Regions from separate parts of the Homo sapiens genome. Here region 2 is linked to region 1. Evidence: read pairs that join two places in POLR2A ChIA-PET (ENCODE). Cell type or tissue: OCI-LY7. All regions are shown on one strand.

What was found. ChIA-PET counts read pairs that join two places held together with the same protein. Peaks named below come from ENCODE experiments on the same cell type or tissue, not always from the same donor. Only the 100,000 strongest peaks of a DNase experiment are listed, where the experiment ranks them.
Region 2: POLR2A ChIA-PET joins it to region 1 with 8 read pairs; 2 of 35 experiments call an interaction of 5 or more read pairs at or near these places.

What each region holds. Positions count from the first base shown.
Region 1 is chr2:68,719,618-68,723,617 of GRCh38, reverse strand. It overlaps a transcript of ARHGAP25 not described here. Among named protein-coding and RNA genes, the nearest start is that of ARHGAP25, 13 kb to the left of the region's middle. In OCI-LY7, CTCF peaks have their summits at 453 and 655 (motif pointing left); DNase peaks (open chromatin) are centred at 647 and 1,947; H3K4me3 peaks cover 1,331 bases; H3K27ac peaks cover 1,223 bases.
Region 2 is chr2:68,531,376-68,535,375 of GRCh38, reverse strand. The region is part of intron 6 of APLF (aprataxin and PNKP like factor); the gene reads right to left. Among named protein-coding and RNA genes, the nearest start is that of APLF, 66 kb to the right of the region's middle. In OCI-LY7, no CTCF peak of the experiment used is centred here; no DNase peak of the experiment used is centred here.

The DNA of each region.
Region 1 (4,000 bases):
CAGCTAGCAGTGTGGGACTGTGCCGCACAGAAAAGACAGCTTCTGAGAAAAGCATTTGGAATGAAGAAGCCCAAGAAGCCTCTGGATGCAGGAGCCATAATATTATACAACAGACCATAGAGGCCTGCAGGACTCAGCACAGTCATGAAACAGCCACCAAGGACTGGGAAGCCCAACAGGGAATCTATGTGACACAGAGATGGACTGCTTACCAGCTAAGCGGCATGTGGTTTGAGTGAGCTGGGCTGCATCCCACCAGGATGTGGCATGGCCCACAACTAGAAGGCTAACTTTATAGGCTCCCTGCCCCCGATTAGGGAACTTCACTTTCTTGAAAACATTCTCAAGGCATGAAGTTGTCTGTCTCTTCCAAGGGAATGATCACAGACTACTATGATCATGGATAACTCCCTTTGTCATGTGCTGGATTCCCTGACAATCCCACAGCAAGAACTTCATTTATGACCACTGCCTCCCATGACCACACCCAGCATCGTGGAATTTGCTGGATATTCTACACTCCTATGAACCATTACCGGTGCATCTAAATGAGCACTGGAATGGCCGGTTCAAGAAGCAAAACAGAGGCGCTGTCACCCTTGCTTCATAAAAAAAGAGAGCAGAGAGGTGATGGGAGCCCTCTGCTGGAGCACAGGCCCACGTGTTTCCAGCTGAACTCCAGACCTAGCGCACCTCTCCCGTTTGGAGAGTGGGGAGCCTATGTGGCTGTTGACCTTGGCCTGAGGGTGTCTGCACCAAGTGACACTCGTATTTGCCTCAAGCACTTTGCATGGTGCTTTGCAAAGCTGTCCTTGAGGGCTCATGTGCCCAGCTTGATGGGGAAAAATTGGGAGGTTCAGGAGCCTGAGCTAGGGTGAGACATGGGCCCTCGAGCCAGAGTGGGTTCAAATCCTACCTCTTCAGCTCACTGCCTGGGTGACCCTGGGCATGTTGCTTAACCTCTTTAAGCTTTACTTCTTATATATAAAAAGCACTCAATATAGTGTCTGGAATGTAGCAAATTCTTTTTTTTTTTTTTTCAGACAGGGTCTCGCTCTGTCATCCAAGCTGGAGTGCAGTGGTGCAATCTCTGCTTACTGCAGCCTCCGCCTCCCTGGTTCAAGCGATTCTCCTGCCTCAGCCTCCCGAATAGCTGGGATTACAGGTATGTGCCACCATGCCTGGCTGATTTTTGCATTTTTAGTAGAGTCAGGGTTTTAACATGTTGGCCAGGCTGGTCTTGAACCCCTGACCTCAAGTGATTCACCTGCCTTGGCCTCCCAAAGTGCTGGGATTACAGATGTGAGCCACCACGCCTGGCTGCAAATTCTTAATAAAGAGAAGAAAATAATTTCCAGTGTTGAAATTAGGAGTTCTGAAGAGCCCTTAGAGCTTGTGGCTTATTAAGAAAATAAGCTGAATAACTAGTAAGTTAAAGTGTGCTGAGAGACCTTCCTTTCCTTGTTTAAAAGGCCTATCAGGCTGCAAGGCCAACTTGAGCCAGCTGGGGAGGGTCACTCAAAAGAGTGAGAAAGGACGCTGTCTGTCCACAAAGCACTGCATGCTGAGGTGCTGAGGGTGGTGACCAATTCTGGACCACAAACCTTTGGTGTGGTTTAAGGAGCCGCTCCTTGCCTGCCCCATGGCCCAGCAAGTGTGCGAACAATGACACACCCAGTTTGATCAGCTTGGACACACTGGGTGAGAGGAAGTGGTGTCGTGGGAAGGAGTAGGTAGGAAAGGAGAGAGTTATAATCTCGACACCTAGAGAAGAGCAAGGGATCCAAGTTATGGAAAGGCAAATTTGTAATCCTCTGTCGACCTTAGGTTTCTGTGAGAGGAAATCCAATACAACAGCTGGAGAACTGTATTTTTAAGACAAACCTGGACTGCTCCACCACCCAGCTTCTACTCTCCTGAAATCACGAGATGCTCAGCAGGGTGCTGCCAGAACAGGAAATAACTAGAGCAGCTGATTTCACTGCTGATATGAAAGTCATGGTTCACCTTGAGTGATTACACGTAGAACACCAGACCTCCTGGGGAGAGGAGGAGCTGGTGGGAACCTGTAACTTTAATGTAAACTGAGTCCACACACTGGCAAAGATAACACTTTGACTTTCATTGCCATTTCAAATCCAATTCCTTCTCATGACTGTCATCATGACTTTGTATGTAAATAGGGCAGAGATTAAGTCATCCCTTTTCACAGAAAAGAGGTGTGGAATGGAGGAGTAATTTGCTTACAGGTCAGGTCAGAAATCCATACTTTATCCATGAGTTGTTGCAAACCTAATGCTCAGAAATATACAATACGATCATTACAATGAAGTATAAAATTCAAAATAAAACAAGGAATTAATTTTTGATTGCTAGTTCTGATGAGTTTGGACCAATTTCATAAAAGGCGTCACCAACCTTTATCTCTTATGCAAAAAAGCTTTGTTCAGAAAATTTGAGGTAGCCAGTGCAATTAAAACTTGTGTACATTTTTATTTGAAACATAACTATTTCCAATGTTAATCAAGTTGGCATTAGTTGAAGTTGCCCCCAAGAAGTTTCATGTGTAGCTCCAGGGACATAAGGAGGGAAAAAGCAATGAGGATATTATGCCACAGTAAGGCTTTGGAGTCTGGGGGTGCTTTGAGTGTTTCTGCGTTCAGCCACATCTGTGAGTACAGATGGATTTCAGTCCACAAAGCACTGCATGGTGACATGCTGAGGGTGGTGACCAGTTCTGGACCAAAAACCTCTGGTGTGGTTTAAGGAGCCCCTCCTTGCCTGCCCAGTGGCCCAGTACGTGTGCAAACAATGGCACATGCAGTTTGATCAGCTTAGACTCCCCAGGTGAAAGGAAGTTGTGTTGTGGTAAGGGGTAGGTAGGAGAGGGGGGAGTTATAATCCTGACACCAGATAAAAATCGATTTCAGTTTTGAAAGATAATTTTGGTCAAGCAGAGGAATCTACTGGGATCACCTTCAAATGCCCCAAAACATCTAGCGTAGAGAAAGTCTATTAGAAAATAGCCTACAAATTTTAAAACTACATAGATTTTTGCCCACCTTACTGTAGGACTTTGGGAATCAGGAAGGTGAAGAAAAGGCAAAAAACAGACTGCAGCCATTATGCATCCAGAACTTGTCCTTTTGGATGATACCAACAACAAAGTGATTATGGCTACATAATGGCTACATAATTAAGAAGAAGTTAATCTCTGTACAGAGTAAAGTTTCCAGAGCAAGTATAGGAGCTTTTTTTTTTCTTTTTTCTTTTCTTTTCTTTTCTTTTTTTTTTTTTTTTTGACTGAAATGTTTCTATGTCTGCAATTCCTGTTTTTTCCCAGTTTCATCCCATGGCTCCACTAAACCCTTAAGGCACAGTTTATCAAGGAAGCCCATTAGAGTGGCATCTCTCAAGCCACTTCCTGCCAAGGGACAGCATTTCTGTCTAACTCCTGTAATTTTGAAGATGGAGACCTTCCCTGACTGGGTGTGTGATTTCTAGAAAAGAACCCTGATCAGTCAGCTGATAGTGCACAGGAAGTTGCTCTGGCTTTTTACCGAAACCATCAATTTGGTCTTCATGTAACATTAAAGATTCCTTTTCAAAAGGAAATCTTTAAGCATGGACTTTAGATCAGTGAACGCGACAGGTCACTGGACAAACCTGGACATAGGCGTACCTTATTCTGAGTTTGGGAATAAAACAGGTGATTATGATGGTGGCATGAGTCAGGTACCAAGAGAAGGTCAGAGGCTGGGACCCATGGGGGTCTGGGTACCAACCCCTGCTCTGTCATTACTGGGATTTCTGAACCCCAGACTTCTCATCTACATGGATAGGGTGATAATATCTACTGTGGGGTATTCTTATAAGAAGTAGGTTTCATGTATATGTAAAGTGCCTGGGTCATAGCAGGCACTTGTTAAACAGTAGTGTTAATAATCATTAAGTTACCTTAAAATGGTATCTGACAGCAAAGTTGTGGTAGGCTGAATAA
Region 2 (4,000 bases), 190 kb after region 1:
TAGTAACGCAATGAGGTCGAAGGATGAGGCAAATGGAGGTTTTCATTATTTACTTCAAATGCTTCTGATACTTCCATTTTTGACAATAAGCATCTATTATGTTGCCATTTAAAAATAAAAAATAAGCCAATGAAAATGAAATATAACAAAATCCATAGTATCATATTTCAACTCCATCTACTTCCATGAATTAGAGAAGAGTTTGTTTTATTTTTAAATCCTCACAAGGAATAGGTTTAACATGTTAACTTATTCTAAAAGAGAAAGGAATGTTAAAGTCCCAAATATCAATACTATGGATCAGGGGTTCTCGAATATATTTTAAGAGGCACAAAAGCTGGAAATCATAATGCTCTTTATGGAACTCCATGAAATATTGATTTATAGTACACCCTTGGCATTCAAGAATTTAACATTCATGGTTTAAATTATTTATAAATGACCCCAAAATCCATTACATGCAGTAATTTGTAAGTTTGCTGAGACATAAATTTGCACTGTGCCAATTAAAAAGCTCAGGAGCTAGAGTAAGTCACTGAACTGACGAGTGAGGGAACAGGAAACATGGAAGTTGCTCTGTACTTGGAAGAAGTAGGAGAAAGGCAGAGAGCTCTATATTTCCTAAGCATCCCACATTGCTTATTTCTTACATTAGATGAAAATGGGCAGGACTAAATGTGGAAGGCTGGCGACTCATGATAGAGTGGCCAAATCCCCTACAATGTAAATATACATGTTAGAGACCTGAGGGACGGAAGAGCATGGAGCTGGTAGAGGGTGACCTGGGTGTTTGGAGGTGGTGGGAATGTATTATTAAGGCTATTAAAATAGCCGGTTAACTTCTCAAACAAGCCATTCCCCTGCCCCTCAACCATCTGAGTGTTATGTACTAGAAGGGACAAGATAAAGAACTTCCACCTAGAACAATTTAAATCAAGTAATTTATTGCTGTTTCCAAACTGCTCCTGGCAAGAATGTCTGTGGTGACAAATTACCTTAAAAGTCCTGTCTCAATCCCATTAACACTGACTAACGCTAAAGACTAAAACTCCTAACCTCTAGCCCCAACTTCACTCCTGAGCTTCAAACTCATATAGCCAGACATTTCTTTCTCAATGTTCTATGCTCCTCAAACTCTAAATGTCAAAACTGACATTCTGCCTCTGAGTTCTCTGCCATAGTTTCTGCCAACATATTTCATCTATTCATGCTAGCCAGAAATTTAGAAGCTTTTTACTCCTTCTTGCCCTCTCTCCCCAGATCCAAGCAAGAAGTCCTACAATTTTATTCCTGAATACTTTTATAATCCAATACTTCTTACCATCCTTAAAGTCACTGCCCTAGTTTAGATTCTCTATTTCTTCACTTTGTTAATGCCACAATCTCTTCCCTTACCTCCAAGTCTTTTATCTTGTTCTTTTCCAATCTCTCCTCTAGTGAGCTGCCAGGATTACCTCTGTGACTGAAAACATTTCAAGGGCCCTTCTCTATGAACTGGTCACACTGCTGTCTTCACCCTATGAGACCTGGTAACTTGCTCTGACCAAAAGAATTCAGCAAAAATTACAATTCCAGTTCTAGGCCTTAAAAGATCTAACAGCTTTGACATCACTCTCTTGGGGCCCAGATGTCAGGTGAAGATGCTCAGTCTAGGCTACTTCATGGTACAGGGAGGGAGGTGGGCCCAGCCAGCCCCCAGCCATTCCATCAACCTTTGCTGAGGCACCATTCACACGAGTAAAGCTATCACAGATGCTTCATCTTCAGCTGAGTTCTCAGCTGAATGAAGCCCAGCTGACACCAAAAACATGTCATAAAAGAATTGCCCAGCTGACCCCAGCCAACCCACACAATTATAAGGCAGAATATAATCATAATCACTGACATGATCATGTTGTGTTAAGCCACTAAGAGTTGGAGTAGCTTGTTTCACAGCAATAGACAGTTAAAACACTTTACCATACTATTTTCGCTTATGTTGTTTCAGTTAGGCTTCCTTCTGTCATTTACAAGAGTTCTCATTAGATTATAATATAATATAGATTATAAAGGAAATACATAGTCTGTTTTGTAGCTGTGATAACAGAATATCACAAACTTGAAAATTTATAAAGAACAGAAATTTATTATCTCACAGTTGTGGGGTCTGGGAAGTCCAAGATCAAGGCACCAGCATCTGGTGTGAGGCTCCTTACTGCATTCTTACATGAGGGAAGGTGGAAGGGCATGAAAGGATGAATGCTGTGCCCTTATATGGCAGAAGAGTGAAAGAGTGTAAACCCACTTCTACAAGCCAAGCCCCCGACCTTTTTTTTAGAGATGAGGTCTCCTTACGTCACCCAGGCTGGCCTTAAACTCCTGGGCTTAAGCAGTCCTCCTGCTTCAGCCTCCCAAGTAGCTGGGACTACAGGTGCATGTCACTGCATCCAGCTTCACAATCCCTTTTTATAGCAGCATTATCCATTCATGAGCACAGAGCCCTCATAACCTAAACAGCCTCCCATTAGGCCCACCTCCCAATACTGTTGCTCTGAGGATTAAGTTTCAACATAAATCTTTAGAGGAGATAAAAACACTCAAACCATGGCAACCATCCTTTTCACTAAAGTTAATCAATTCAAGTACCCTCATTTTCACATCTAAATTAGAAAGTCACATAACTGGGAAGGAGTTGTAGAAAGACATACAAGAACTGATGAAAAATATAGACTATTTCTGACAACTGTCTTATGAAGAGAAGTTACTACAGTCACAAAACTCTTTACATAGTCTAATACGTATGGTAGAAAAATTCATTATACCCAAAATGAAAATACCTACATTTGAAGCCAAGTTTCCTAACAATGTGACCTTGGGCCTCAGTTTCCTCTGAGGTGTTCAATGATGATACAACAGTAGCTCTTAATTTTGAAGGGACACTAAAATTGGGAGAGTTTAAGATACCACTGATGCACAGGCTCCACACACCAAATGAATCAGAATCTCAGAAACAAGGTCTAGTTGGGCATAAGTGATTTTTGTCCCTTCTCTCCACTGATTCTCCTACTTTTCCCTAAGAGAATGTAATTCTTTCCAAGTAGATTGATCCAAATGTAGGCCTGGCCAAACTGTTGTTAGTTTTTTGTAGCTGGCAACCTCCTGCCATTAGAATAGATAGGTGAACCTAGCCTCTTGTTTTCTCTCTCACCTGCTCTGCACTACAGCTATCCCTTTAGGACTAGCTGTTCTAAAGGTTCAGTGTTCAGACTCAAACTGGGCAGGGATGGAGGGTGGGGTTTGGAAAGGCTCTGCTGGGATTTTCAGTCTAAGTCATATTCTCTGGCTCAGCTTTACCAGAGAGCCCTGCATAAAGGATCATGAAAATTTAAGCCTTATTTTTCCTGTGCTAGAAGAGGTAAATCTTCCTCACAAGGAAGGGAAGGAAAAGCAACTGGCCAAATAGAACTTGGGCATTCCTCGGACCTGGTTGTAATACTCCCTTGATGTCATCAAAACCTCACAAATAGCTTGAATATCTTGGATCTGCTCCTCTCTATAATCTATCAATTAAGATGTTTCTCAAAGTTTTTCTTGTGATTATCAAACCTTATGGGTTGGGATAAACAGAGGAAAACACGTATACTACAGATTTTCTTCTGAACACAATAATTTCTCTTGAAAAAAGGCAACGTCAATTGACATGTTCAGAGTTCAGAGAATAGAGTACATAAGGGCTCAAAGTTTATACAAAACAAATTTTGTTTTAATAAGTTTTATGGAAAATATATGTGAGCCAGAAAACATTTTGTTTTCATTTATTAAGCTTGCCTCCATAAGTAAAGCAAAGGAACTGAGTGTATAGCGACCAGGCCCCACTTCTGTAGCTGGAAGACAGGCTCCAGTGAGAAGCTGGTTCCTCTCTCTGGGAGAGAGGGTAGGAGTGAGGAGAATATATTCGAAGACTAACCTCTAAGGTAGATGTTGGCATTTCAATCATTTCGGTGCACAGTCTTCCATGACC